3 separate regions of the Homo sapiens genome follow, and all the other regions are linked to region 3. Evidence: chromatin contacts called from ENCODE Hi-C or POLR2A ChIA-PET data. All regions are on one chromosome and are shown on one strand. Each heading gives the region's core, a stretch centred on a gene start or an enhancer-like site at or near the end of the contact. The rest is flanking DNA. Distances are from core to core; before and after follow the strand shown. Region 1 holds the start of ATP1A1 (ATPase Na+/K+ transporting subunit alpha 1). Region 2 holds the start of CD2 (CD2 molecule). Region 3 holds the start of CD53 (CD53 molecule).

The links. Hi-C counts contacts between places; a loop is a spot of excess contacts on that map. ChIA-PET counts read pairs that join two places held with the same protein, here RNA polymerase II (POLR2A). Pooled maps may share reads with other maps.
Region 1: a loop to region 3 is called in a map with no recorded cell type, with 13 times the contacts of the local background. The contact joins the promoter of ATP1A1 here to the promoter of CD53 in region 3. A Hi-C loop is called at or near these places in 1 of 37 single-sample maps with no recorded cell type and 7 of 50 pooled maps. POLR2A ChIA-PET finds 5 or more read pairs at or near these places in 1 of 52 experiments (activated naive CD4-positive, alpha-beta T cell).
Region 2: a loop to region 3 is called in a pooled map, with 7 times the contacts of the local background. The contact joins the promoter of CD2 here to the promoter of CD53 in region 3. A Hi-C loop is called at or near these places in 4 of 50 pooled maps. POLR2A ChIA-PET finds 5 or more read pairs at or near these places in 2 of 52 experiments (activated CD4-positive, alpha-beta T cell and activated naive CD4-positive, alpha-beta T cell).

What each region holds. Positions count from the first base shown.
Region 1 is chr1:116,370,980-116,375,627 of GRCh38, reverse strand. ATP1A1 (ATPase Na+/K+ transporting subunit alpha 1) reads right to left here and starts at 2,384. Exons shown (of 23, transcript NM_000701.8): 1 at 2,105-2,384. The coding sequence starts at 2,116. RefSeq lists an enhancer at 1,008-1,127 and silencers at 1,498-1,797, 2,228-2,757.
Region 2 is chr1:116,751,206-116,756,140 of GRCh38, reverse strand. CD2 (CD2 molecule) reads right to left here and starts at 1,711. Exons shown (of 5, transcript NM_001767.5): 1 at 1,588-1,711; 2 at 1,190-1,510. The coding sequence starts at 1,648. RefSeq lists promoters at 1,594-2,036, 1,594-4,191, cis regulatory regions at 3,095-3,124, 3,462-3,961 and a silencer at 2,958-3,461.
Region 3 is chr1:110,870,069-110,874,600 of GRCh38, reverse strand. CD53 (CD53 molecule) reads right to left here and starts at 1,453. Exons shown (of 8, transcript NM_000560.4): 1 at 1,353-1,453. RefSeq lists enhancers at 1,493-1,602, 2,203-2,252.

The DNA.
Region 1 (4,648 bases), core at 1,135-3,634, 5.5 Mb before region 3:
TACTCAAAATGCTAACTACCACCCAGCAGCCAAGCAGCTCATCATCCCAGTGTTCGCAGCTGTAATTTAATCTTGTGTTTGCTAGCCACTATACATTTTGTTGTAAGACATCTGGGTTTAAGCTCTACTAACTATTCAGGTGGGTTACCACCGCATCACTACTGTGCATGTGTGCCTGTGTGTGGTTATAAAGGAGACATCTAGATAAATGGACATAACTTAGTTACCCAAACCATCTCCATGGCCTATTAATTCAACATCACAAATACCCCGTTTCATCCGAAGTTCTGAGTTCTGTATAAAGAACTCAATGTTAAAGAGTAAATGCATGTTCAGGCTTGAGGCCACAGGCTGTTCAAGAATCAGGGACGCCTAGTCTGTCACTAGCCAACCGTTTGACCTTGAGCAAGTCACTTCACCTTCCTAGGCTTGGGGCACACATCTGTGATGTCTAAACCCCCCAAAATTAGCTCAGGAAGTAAACTTTTTTCTTTTTCTTTTAAGGCAGGAGAGACAAAGAATGAGCTTTAAAGTGCATGTTTACAGAAATGATCAAGGGTTTGACGGTGTGGTAAAAGCACAGGCCACTAACCCAGACTCCATCAGGGGAATGGAGAGGCCCTGTACTCCGCTCTTTGATGCCACCTGACCTGGACCAGCCCTCCACGCTGCATGCTTTTAAAAGCGAGGCGAGTTGTGCATTTCCACTTGTGCCTGTTCTCCCCACCAGGTCCAAGCCTTTCAATTACCTCCTTTAAAACTCCCTTAGAGTCCCCAAGGAGTGCAGCCTCCCTCTGCTCCCGACACTCTGTCTACACCCAGAAGCCTCAGGGCCTTCAAAGACCTACTCAGTGTCTGCACTGTGCTAAACCCTGGAGACAACGAAGTGGATTCTCTCCCATTTGTATTCTCATGACATGGTCACTTTCACCCCATGAACTCCGAGGTTATTCTGTGTAAATTTTTCTCAACTAGACTTTGGCTCATTTGGGGTCCAGGGCCCAGTCTCCTGCACGGGTAATAGCTAGGGGTAATCAAGTCTTCGCTACAGAAATGTAGGACAGCGGCGTTGTGACGATATTCCCACCACGCTCCGCGCCGCTCTCCAGCCCCAAGACCCCTCGTTTCCTTCAGGGACCGCCCTTTGGTGCTTCCGCGACGCTGGAAACCGGCAGAGATTCCTACCACCGTATTGCCTGCAGCCTCCAGTCCTTTTTCGGGTTTCTTGTACCCTGAGGCCCTGGTGGGTCTGCCTATCCTCCTTCAGGGCTCGTCCCTTCAAAAAAAATCTGCACGCCTCTCCCCACCATCGGATGACAACTCCAGTTGCCATCGGTGCATCCTGTGTTTACGGAAAGTGGCCCAAGAAAGCCCTCAAAAGTATACCTTAAAGGCCATCTTAGGGCAGTGAAGACACACCCTTTCTGGCACCAGCCCGCCCAGCCGGCTTCGCACTTAGAAGCAGCCAGTTTTTTCTTTGGGGGAGGGCGGCCGCCTCTGCGCGGAGCAAGCTAAGCCCCAGCGTCCCCAGGAGAAGGAGCCCCGAACCCGGAGGCTGCCCCCGCCGGAACCGGGGCCGCGGCGGGAACGGAGGCCCGGGAGGAGGCCCCGGCGGAGCGCCCCAGGGGAAGGGGAGGAGCGCGCCTTTCCTCAGGGCACGGAGGGCGGAGGGAAAAGGAAGGAGAAGGAGGTGACGGCGGTCGCAGGGAGGGGAGCCAGGCTCAGGGATGCCGGCTCAGTCCCGGGGCCGCCCCCGCTGCTGCAAGCCCCCTCCTCCCGGCCCCGAGGCTTCCCAAGCACCGCCTCTCGGAGCCCCCGGCCCGCTCGGCCTCCGGGGCGCGCAGCCCCCGCCCAGGGTCCGCCCACCCCCCTAAGCAATGCCGCGCTCCAGCCCCTCGGCGCTCCCTTCCCCCGCCCCCCGTTACTGCGCTCCCTCCATTTCCAAACTGCGTCGTCTTTTAAGCCGCGCGGCTCTGCCAGCCCACTCCACGCGGCGCCGCTTCCTCCTCCGCCGCCTCCCGCTGGCCGCGGTCGCCCTCCCGACTTCCTCCTCTTCCCCTCGAGGGCTCCCCGAGCCCCCTCCCCGGGCGCGCCGGACACTCACCCCCTTCCCCATGGTGGCGGTGCTCAGTGCCCGGCGCCGGGTCCTGTCGCTGGAGAATCAGAGAGAAAAGCACAGAGCAGCTCCCGGCCGAGCGAGCGGGACCAGGGGAGCCAAGTGGAGGGAGCTAGGGCTGCCGCGGGGCGGGAGGGTGGGAGGGCGGCCGGCGGCTCGGGCCGATGCCGCCGCCGCTGTTGCTGCCGCCGCCCGGGCTGCTACCGCTGTTGCCACGTGTCCGCCTCCTCCCGCCGCTGCTCTGCGCCCCAGACCCCGCCGCAGCTCCAGCCCGCGCCTCCTCCTCACTTCCTAAAATATGCAACCTGCGTGCTGGCCCCGCCCACGCCGCGAAACGTCACCGTTACCGGAGCAACCTGACACCGGCCGTGGGCCTGGCTCCGCCCCCTCCCGAAACCCCGCCCACGGGCCCGGACAGCGCCTGCTGCGGCCAGTCCTGGCTCCCGGCAGGAGGGCGCCCAGGTCTGGGACAAGCGTGTCCACCGTGTCCCGGGAGGGCTGCGGGGCGCTCCTGCTGGCTGAACAGCGGGGACTCGGCGGCCTTGGCCCTCCCACGCCCCTCCTCCCGCTGCCCTGCATGACCCGCCTACTATGTAGGGCCCAGGAGGTCCGCAGTGGGTGCGGTACGGTCTCGGAACTGGGCTCCCCCAGTCGCCGCCGACCCGGCACCAGAAGTCGTGGGCGGAACGGCTTTTCCAGCGCTTCGGCGATCTCCTCTGGGACTCAGGGATGCTGGAGGGGGCTGGCGCTCGGGTGTGATTGCAGCCAGCGCCTGACTGAGGGACTCCGCCCCTCTGTGGAATCCAGGCCCCGCGCCCACCTGCGGATGGCCTCCCCGGGCGCTTGGTGCTCTCAGAGTGCCTCCTGTGACTTGGGGTCCTCTTTATCCACTTCCCGCTCCGTCATAGCTGGAATCGATCTGAACTGGCATCGCCAGAAGTTTCAAGCGCCCTCCTCCCACCACCTCTCTTTCTTCGAGATTCCAAAATGAGAATCTGAAGGGCGACCAGCGAATTCATTCACGCTATTGTGTGAATGTAACCTGCTTGTCCAGTTTGGGGATTCTCTTTTTAGGGAAGAAAAACCTGAAACCCAAAGGAATGCGTATCCTTAGCTAGAGGAGCTAAATCAAGGGGGAGGCGTTTGAGGACTTGCCAGGTGCCTCTCCACGCCTCCACCTGTCACGGCAGCATCTCCAGCACAGCCTTGGGTTCTCTGGGGGGGCCCAGGAAACCACCACTCTCCCCGGAGATCCCTGGTTCCACTGCACTTTGGGGCTTCTCTGTCATTATAGCTTTTGCTTCTTAGCAAGAGGCTGCAATGGCTGAAGTTCTCCAACATTTTAAAAAACAAAGTATTATTAACAAGGTTTGCAGGAAGTCAAGTACTCTGGGAAAGGCCAGGATATTGACTTTCTAAGCAAAGGTTCCTAAGTTAAAGCCAACTCTATCAACTTCAAGTATTCATGTAGCATGAACAAACAAGGATATGAAACTGGAAAAAATGGAGAAGGAAGGAAAGAAAGGAAAAACTAGAAACTGTGTTGTCAGTTACATCATTAGGGTAATTCTCATCCCTTCTTACAAGATAGTTTCTTACACGAGTCTCTTCTCCTCAAGAATGTATTGTTAAAGGTTGATGTCTCCTACAGTGATCTAGAGACTTGGTTCAATCATTCTAGGCCATAGAGAGCAGAGGAATTGTAAATAGAATTCAAAACCCTGACTGCCTGGAGAAGAGCCCCCAAATTCAGAACAGAATTCCTTAGACTGTTAACAGAGGGTTACAGAGTGTTCGGGGATCCATCTCTAAGCTTCTAGAAAATGCTTTCTTTACATGCTTGATAGCCTCAGTTACTGTACTTTGTAAGATGCTTTTGCTTGCTAAAGATAGCTTGTTTAAGATTAATTACTCCTGGGCCAGGCACTGTGGCTCACGCCTGTAATCCCAGCACTTTGGGAGGCCGAAGCGGGCGGATCATGAGGTCAGGAGATCAAGACCATCCTGGCCAACCTGGTGAAACCCCGTCTCCACTAAAAATACAAAAAAAAACTAGCTGGGCGTAGTGGCACATGCCTGTAATCCCAGCTACTCGGGAGACTGAGGCGGGAGATTCGCTTGAACCACAGAATCGGAGGTTGCAGTGAGCTGAGATGGCGCCACTGCACTCCAGCCTGGTGACAGAGTGAGGATCCATCTCAAAAAAATAAATAAATAAAAATAAAAACAAAGATTAATTACTCCTTGGGCCCTGGTCTGAATGGGAAAAGTGCCGCGGCAACAACTAAATATATAAAGCACGGGTCGGAACAACGTAGATTTCTCCTGCCAGCTGATCTCCTTTTTCTCCCCTCATAAGTAAAATTCTCATTCATTCACTCAACAAAATAACCCTGATAGATCAAGGCACTTCCCTTTGTATCTAGAGCTATTTATTTGGCAACTGAAAATTGCTGAAGGTCCTTTCAGGAGGATCCCAGAGTTCTAGCTGTGTTCCGGTGTGAAGAAAGGGCAAAAAATATAAGAAACATT
Region 2 (4,935 bases), core at 462-2,961, 5.9 Mb before region 3:
AAAGTTGTCACTTCAGGGGAGCTGACAGTGTCTGGGATTGCTGGAGTGGGCAATCTGACACTATCTGGGATTGCTGGTAGGCCCAGGTGCTGAAGATGGGGCTGGAGACAGAGAGGAAGAAGGTGGGGTCCCTGCTTCTGGTGATATTTTCTGTGTGAAGCACAGAAATGCTTATTTGCTCACTGAATGGCTGGCCTGTGCTCATGCTGGGGTTCCTGTCTGCCTCCCCAAGTCAAGCGCAGCTTCTTCTTTTCCCTTCTTGTCACTACTTCCCCAGCATCCCCCCGGGCTTTCAACTTCAATGGCATTTCGATTCCACTTTCTCTACCTTCTCTCCCTTGCCTAAGCCACCTTTCTCTATGCCTGACCCTTATTATCCTCATTCTTCCTATTTTAGAGGCACCCTTTGGTCTAGGCCAGTGGCGATTGACTTTGGCAGCTCATTAGAATCCCCCAGGGAGCTTTAGAACCTAATGATACCCAGGCCGCATGCAAAAAAAATCTGATTTAATTGGTCCTCACTCCACTTGGATTACAGCAGCAGCTTTCTAACTAGTCTCCCTAACCCCATCCTCAATATCCACTCCTGTCCTCCCAGTACAGGCAGAGATATACAAAGCCACACCTTGTGCATCTTCTACACATATCAGCAAAAATCACCTGCCACCTTGTATCACTCTGACAAGCAGATCCAAAATAAGGGCTGTTCATCCTTAAATATGTTGTTTCCAGCCCTTTTCTGCCATATAACTCCTCCTTCAGGGCAGCCTGGCTTGAAATGGGCTCTGTCGATGAAAGGCCCGCTGCTCTCCAGTCAGCCTCTTCTTCTCGCCCCACTCTTAGCTCGCCGATTCATCAGCAACCTGGAACAGTTGCCTTTTCCCTCGGCCTACCTGTGTCCCCCTCCCGATTAATGCCACCTTAATCCAGGTTCTTCACCCAACCCCACATTCCTGTAACCACCTGAAGACAGAGTTGTAGGCAGGTAGACTTGAGGGTCTATCAGATGTGTGGATCCCATTCCCGCATTGGACCACAGTCTCCACTGGGGCAGGAGACATGCATCTGGTTTCCTGTATAGCCCCCCTGGAGGCAGAGGTCAGCGCTGGGGAATATTAGAAATGCTATTTTCCAACTTGCCAAATAGCACCCACACTGAAATAAAGCAATTAAGGGAATGAACACTTACCTTGAATCTTCAAATCAAATATTTTTTCCAACACATTTTTTCCTTTTGTATCATATATTGATACCTTGTAGATATCCTGATCATCGGTCTTCAGATGCTTAATTTTCAGAGTTCCATTTTTAAATAGCTTATATGTATCTTTTTCCTTGAAAGTCTCTTTCTCTTTTCTGAATTGTGCAATCTTTTTCTTGTCTGAAGTTTTTTCCCATTTTATATCGTCAATATCATCACTCATTTGAAAACTAGGAATGTCCAAGTTGATGTCCTGACCCAAGGCACCCCAGGTTTCCAAGGCATTCGTAATCTCTTTGGAGACTGCACCTATAAAAAGCAAAAGAGTTACTGAGAGTCACTTTCAGGGAAAGCTGGGTTGGGACTTCTTTGACTCTTATGCTTACCTTTGGAAGAAACATTGAAAATCAGAAGGAAGCTGGCTACAAATTTACATGGAAAGCTCATCTTAGGGGTTGGTTTCCTCTTTTGATTCTGAGCTCTTCATGCAAAAGGAACTGAAGTGAGACTGGTGGAGTCCACACCCCGAGAGCTTAACCACGTGCCTCTCTTTACATCTTTTACAGTAACATAAAACATAATACACATACACAGAGAGCAAGAGCGCGCACAAGCCAGCCCTTCTGATGTGCTCCTTTGCCAAAGCAGATGTGTTTATGAGTGTGTGTTTTCTTGCTGCATTTTAATTCTCACACAAAAAAATTGGGAAGGATAGGTTTTCTCATCTCAGTGAAAGAGAAAAGGAACAGAGAGGCTAAGTAGATCACTAAGGATCACTCTTTTGTAAACAAGAAGCCAAATTCAACCACACAGCCTTTTATCCACTTAGGTATACTGTCCCTAACAAGACCACATAGAAATATAGGTAAATGTTCACAAGCCAATAGCAGAATGCAAACATTTATCCCATATGATTATATTGAAAAATGTAGACCCATAAAATGATGAGGAAATTGATTTTTTTGTTTCTCCAAAGATATTTTTCATGTTCTAAAATCGTTTTTGTGGTGAAAAGAAAGAAATTGAATATCAGCTGTAAATGCTTGCAATCCCCAAATCCTATGTTCGGCATACATTTTACAACTCTAGTGAAATTCACAGTTAGATAAATAAAAACTTATTCCAAAACAAAGAAGCATAGAGACTATGAAATATAATTAAACTACCAAAACAAAGGAGTCAAAAGCATTTAAAGTGATTAACATTATAGGTGGTTAAGAAAAAGGAGAGATTAGGAGAAAAAATAAATGAGAGGGAACAGGGAGAGAAAAAAAGAACAGAAATTTGTGACACAAGGAAACAGACAGTGATGCAGAGACGGGTGTGCCCTGAAAAGATGCCTAAAAAGAGAAATAACCATGACAGACTTCCAAAGCACATTTTCAGGGTTATAATTCTTTAGGTCACAGTGAGTAAAAATTGCAAAAGTGGTGCTCGTTTTCTTTTTCAACTTTAAGTACAAATATGGATATTATCTGTCAGAAAGTTGCCAAGGAAATGAAATTAAGTCAAAGCAGTTGTTTGCTGTTACTGGGTAAAAGAAAGCCAAATATTTACCTCATGGTTGTATGAGCGTCATCCACAATAATGAACTACAGTTGGATTAAAGTTTTAAATGCAAAAATACTATAATAATGCTAAAAGGAGGCCGGGGGTGGTGGATCACAGCTATAATCCCAGCACTCTGGGAGGTCGAGGCGGACCTCCTCACCTGAGGTCAGGAGTTCAAGACCAGCCTGGCCAACATGGTGAAACCCATCTCTACTAAAAATACAAAAATTAGCCAGGTGTGGTGATGTGCGCCTGTAATCCCAGCTACTCAGGAGGCTGAGGCAGGCAAATTGCTTGAATCTGGGAAGCGGAGGTTGCAGTGAGCCAGGATTGTGCCACTGCACTCCAGCCTGGGGAGCAGAGTGAGACTCTGTCTCAAAATAAATAACTAAATAAATAAAATAATAACAATAATGCTAAAAGGACAATATAGAAAGATATTCCTATAGTTTGAGTATGGAAGGCCTGGCTACATATAACATATAATCCAAAGTAAGAAAGAAAAGATGAACACAACTGATGATATAAAGAAGTAAGATTTACATGCAGATGAAGAAATAAGGAACAAAATGAAAAGGCGTGACAAAATATTTGCAATATATATAAAATTATTAATATTCAAAATATTCTTACCAATAATTCTTACCAATCAATACAAAGTAGTTTTTAAAATGGGCAAATGATATAAATGATCAGCTTGCAGAAGAAATATTTCGCAGAAGAAATATCAAACCTACAAGAGGAGTCTAATGTGACCAAAAATATATGTATATATCTTAGCTATAAAATACCATTTTTCACCATCAGATTGGTAAAATTAGAAAAGATGATAATTTACATTATTAACATGAGTGTGTGGAGAAATGAACCCTCATACAACATCAGAGGGAATGTAAATCAATACCTTCTGGGGAAAGGAATTTATCATTTCCACCAAACTTTAAAATTTATGTCTTTTTCTCACCTAGTGATTTTAATTTGAGAAATCTATCCCACAGAAATGATTGCACAGATGTTTTAAAATTCTGTTCAAGGACGTTTGTTGTAGCATTTTTGTAATAAAAAATTGCAAACAACTAAAATTATGGTATATCCATATTATGAAATATTGTATAACCATCAAAATAGTATAACATAGGCCTAAAAGTAAGACATGGAAAGATGCTTTTGGTAAATCACATGAAAAGAGCACATTGCAAAACAATATCTATAGGATTAGTCCTTTTTATATATGATACTATGTTTATACTATGCTATGGGTATACCAGTATACCATAGCATACTATGTTGTTATTAAGGTATGTGTTGGAAAAAAGCCTGAAAGGGTTGATGCTGAATTTTTTTACAGTGCTTGTCTTTCAGGTATTAGATTGTGAGAGAACTGAAATGAAATTTTCACTTCTTACCTTTGTAAACCAAAAAGAATTTGAGACAGATCTCAATCAATTTAGAAGTTTATTTCATCAACATTAGGGACAAAAAGGAACACAGAACCACAGGAAAAATCTGTGGTTTGTGCCTTTTTCTCAAGATTATTTCAAAACCTTCAGTTAAGGGGAAAAGCTGGCCAGAGGGGAAGGAGGGAGGGTACAGTCACATTACTGAATCCATATGTTGCAAGAGAAAAAAAGTAGGTAGGGGAATGGTCAATTTGTATTCTTCTCATGCTCAGTAAATTGGCACTTTCTTAAGATAAGGTGAACATAGAGTAGCTACCCGTGGAGACAGCAGCTTTTTATCTGTAACTCTCTGCTTAGGAACTCAAGGAAAGGCAGTTTCTTGTGTGACTCAACTTTCAGCTTAATTTTTCCTTTTGGCATAATGAATTGGGGTCCCAGGATTTTATGTTTCTTTCACATTTTATTTATTTCTGTGAAGTTTAAAATTTTGGAAATAAGCACCTTTTTTGTTAATAAAAAATGTCTTTTTAAGAAAGGATGCTTAGGGCACACGTATTTTTTCAAAAGTATCGCCAACCCAGAGGAGCAGCATGGAGCTTCCTGTTTGTGAGTGGCTGACCCACCAGCTGCCATCCAACTCCAGTGTGTCAAGGCCTGGTGGAGAGAAGGTGGCGCCAGCCATCCTCTGACCCATCTCAGCTTTGGAGGGCGCTTGTCCTCTCTTCCTCACACTTTCCTCATGGAGCATGTGAAGAGCAGCTTTCTGTTCCTCTATTTGAAACA
Region 3 (4,532 bases), core at 204-2,703:
ATTCAACCACAATTTCAAAATAGTACAGATTCTCCTCAAGATTGAGAAAGCAAAACCTCTTTGTTTGTCCAGCAGCTGGGAGTTTGCTTTTTCTCAGCTTTCTTCCAAAGCACACGCATAGTATGATATCTCTTATCTCCCATGGGAGTTCCTTAAGAGTAGGACTGTTTGCTAGACAAATATTCTCCTTCTACCTTTTCATCTCCCTCCCCCACAATTCCCAAAGCACAGTGCCTGGCCTCAGGAGGCACCTACCACTTGATTATTAAGTGAATTTATTTAAAAGACTGCTTTTTATTTTTTAATACAAGGCTCAATAAACTCTGAGGTGTTTTGGGAATCCAGAGCCCTCTCCCCGTCCCCACCCCTCTTGGAAATCTAGAGCCCTCTGCCCTGTTCCCAATCCTCATACTTAGATGGGTGGGTGTAATCAAAGAGAACTTTCTCCTTTCTGCTCCAGGGCATAATCAAGTGAAATTCTCACAGGTCTTGGAAGAAGAAAGCTCTTACATAGAGTTTCCGATGGTGGTCACAGAGAGTCAGGACCGAAGCTCTGCTAACACTTTGCTGAGTCCATGCAACCTCAGTCATTAGTTACAGCACATGATTGGAAATTACTGCAGTATCAAGTTTTGGGGATTGCATTTTATACGTGCATTTCATGTGACATTTATCAGTGGTCATGTTTTGTACACCAAGGATAATTTGGGGAAATGCTGAGGATCCCAATGTGCTTCCTGCTCCTTAAAAGCCAACAATCTATGCATCCTTTAGAGATGTCTAGCTTTCACCTTTTAAAATACAGTTACTGAGCACATCCTGGTGTTTTGATTTTTAGCCACCTTTCTATTTAGTGGCTTTGAAGAACCACAGTGGGAGTCACTAAATTTACTTTTGAAATTTTCTCAAATGAAAAAGAACTGTGTCTTCTAGCTGTCTTTCTAAAGACAGCTCTGGCTGTGGGTTCTTTCCTCACTTTAAAATCACAAGACCAATTTTCTGAAGACCAGAGCACATAGGAAATCTCCCCAATGTCATCTCGCATAGAAAGCTCCAGGCATCAGGAATTACTACACAGAGTAATTCAAGCTCTGAAGCAATTAAGGCATGTGAATGCCTCGACTCAGAGATTTAGATAATGGGAACCTGATTAAGTAAAAGTATTTCTGGCCTGATTGCCTTTGGGGATGTTACTAGGATCTTGCTAATCTGTTTTACTTTGTGCACTAAATATTTGTGAAAGAGAAGTTGCCGGAGATTTTATGGTTACTAGAGAGGTATATGGAGACCCCTAAGAATACGCCCTACCCCACATTAGACAGCAAGCCAAGTTAAAACGTCATCAACCTTACCTTTTCCAGGCACCGTTCCTCAGTCCTTTCGGCAGAATTTAGTGATTATCCTTGAGGTGGCCGAGACAAGGCTGGTAACACAGATATCCGGGGCTATTTGTGTAAAAGGAGAAGTGAAGGGTGAAAAAATATGATCATGCTGTGACGACAGGAAGCCCAGATGAGAAGAAGGAGGAAGTGAGGCTGAGTCCGCCCTCTTTAGTCTCAGAGATTTAGTACTTTCCCAGTGGCTTTTTAGAAGCTTCCTCTCACAGCCCACCCTAAACTAGTTTTGTGAAACAAAAGAAAACTTCAAAACCAAGTTGGTTCAGGCACAGATCTGTGAGCAGTGGTGGATTCTAGGGTAATTTGGCAATGATTTTTGCTTAGAAAAGGACAGTGCTTCTCAATCAAGGTGGCATCTCAGAATTAACTGTGTATTTGTTCAAAAAGAAGTATGCCTGGCCCCACCACCAGTTTCCCATTCAGGTAGACAGACTGGAGGGGAACACAGGAACCAATATTTCTAAACATTTTCTAGGCCCGAGACTTTGGAATGTCTTTCTGAAGATTCTCTGCCCCCTCCTCATACTCCCTCTGTCTGGCTTCAGCCAGTCTCTAGACTTGAATTGGACACCATTTGCAGACTTCTCTGTCTCGAGAGCAAGACTGTCTTAAGGTGAGTCCCCAAGGCATAATCCCAGGGGCACTGGTAGAAATGATTTGGTTAGTACAGGAAACACCACATTTGGAGCCAAAGATCTGAGTTTCAGTTCCAGCTTTATCTCTTTTAGCTGTGAGATCTTGAGCAAGTCTCAATCTGTCAGCCTCAGTTTATTAATGGTAACACCTAATAATAATCCTACTGGTTACTGTTACATCCTTATTTATATACAAGAAAACAGGCGCTCAAAGAGGTTAGAAAATTTGCCCAAGCTCATACAACTAAGACATGTCAGAGGTAGGATTAAAATTCAAGGTCACAGAGAAGGCCTTTTGAGAAACACTGTGATCAATATATTTTGAAAAATGTGTTTCTGGTTTCACTATGCTGCATCACTGGAATTTTCTTAGATTGGGTCAAAGGAGTATGTGACAACCCAAATGTATCACTAGCTAACTATGAAACTTGGAAGCAATCACTGGGCCCCAATGTTTTCATCTTATAAATGAACAGATAGATGCACTCTGCGGTGCTGACTTGCGGGCATGCCTCTGGGAAAGCTAGCTGTCTCCCGCTTCCTTCACCCTGAGACATTCAGATCCAGAGTAATCTCCAGCCAGGGCTGTCTTGTGGGGAAAACTGAATTAAATGAAGGTAAAAAGGTCTTTACTGCAGAACTTGTCAGTCCTTAATATTCTCTAAGCAGGGGAAATAATATATAGATTTCTCCAAACTTATCTGAGCATGGAACTGTGTGGTGTGTGTGTGTGTGTGTGTGTGTGTGTGTGTGTAGTTTCTCTTGGGGAACAATTTTTCAGTGTAACTACACTTTAGGGAATGCTATTAAAAAGTCTCTGCACCTCGGCTGGAATCACTGACCCTCACTCAGAGCTGCTGCCATGCTTACAGGTCCCTGAAGTGGTGGGGCTGAGGAGAGGCTTCTGGCTGAACTCATATTTTCCTAATTATCTCACCCATTCTGATGGCTCTAATTACTATCTGTCTGTTCCAAAGATTCACAAATCTATATAGATGCCATGATCTCTCCTTTGAGCTCCACTCTCTCCCAGGCACCTCAAATCCAATATCCAACTTCAGTTTGATTAACTTGGCATCCCCACACTCAAGCCTGCTCCTCCCACCATGTCCACCATCCAGGAAAGGCCTGACTGGCCTTTCAGCCACGTTCATGAGAAACCAGGTGTCCTCTTAAGCTACTCTCTCTCCCACACCACCACCTATTATCAGCCACCAAGTCCTGTCAGTTATGCTTTTGCCTAAATATTTCTCAAACCAGACCACCTCTCTCCAACCCCATAGAAATTACATTAGTCTTTATCTTTTACCTGTGTTACAGGATCCCAGTGTCCTTCAAGACCACCTTGGATGTTTCTTCAGTCTGTCCTCAGGAAGAAGGGAGGAGAGCCTTCTAAAATGCAAATTTAATCACATGACTCCCCAGCTTAAAACTCTCAGCCGGCTATTTCTTCCCCGGCCCCACCCCCAAGATCTCCTCACACTGGGTAACACTGGATATGGAATTCCTTTTAGTTGCTTAAACAAATCAATCTAGTTCTGTCTCACGAGCTCTCTCTAGAATATCCTCTCACCTGTTCACTTAATTCCTTACTCATCCCCCATCATAGCACCAGAAAGCCCTCCAGGCAGGAACAGTTACTCCTGCTCTCTGCTCCCATTGCCCACAGGCATTCCTCCACCCTCTGTCATTCCTTGTTTTTCATTGTTTTCCCCACTAGACTGAAAGCTCTGTAGGTTCTGTGTTACTCTGTGTATGTTGGGTGATCTTGCTCATGACTGTATTTTTAGTGCCTGGTATTGGGTCTGGCACATAAGAGGTGTTCTATAAATATTTGAATAGTTTCAGGTAATGTGAGGCCTGCAAGTTAGGGGAACCAGAAATTTGGGACAGGCAGAGAGAGTAAGGAGAAGAAAGAGATAGGTAGACTGAACATCTGCAGAGAGAGAAGTGATAAATAAGGGGGAATCTTAGGAATATCGGGAAGACTATCTCAAGACAAATTGTTCACAGCAAAATAGGTGACCATTTTAATGCAGAACATTTTTCCTTGAATGTGCCTCTTTCCATCATTTCACTGGGAAGGGTTGTTCCAAGTGCCGGACAACTAGAGGTGGCTGTTTCCTGGGTTTAGGGGTTTGGTAGAGAACAACGTGCCCACTTATACCCATACCTATAAAATTTTATTGAGAATTAATTCTGTTTCTGACCATCAGATATTTAGAATTCATTTGGAGGGACAAGAACAAAAACAAATAGAGAATAAGACAATATCAGGAAACCCCATGTTATTGAATAACCCAAAAGAACGCTCAAAAACTTTGAAAAAACTAAATTAGAAAAGGCATTTAGCAGAAGCTCAGACTCATGGCTTGGTCTTCTCAATACGGGGTATATTGATCACCATCATAGATGATAATAGAATCTGAGAGTTTAGGAAACTTGAACTTGGCCAGACGAATAGCGGGAATACAAATTATGAGTACTCTACTACTGTGCA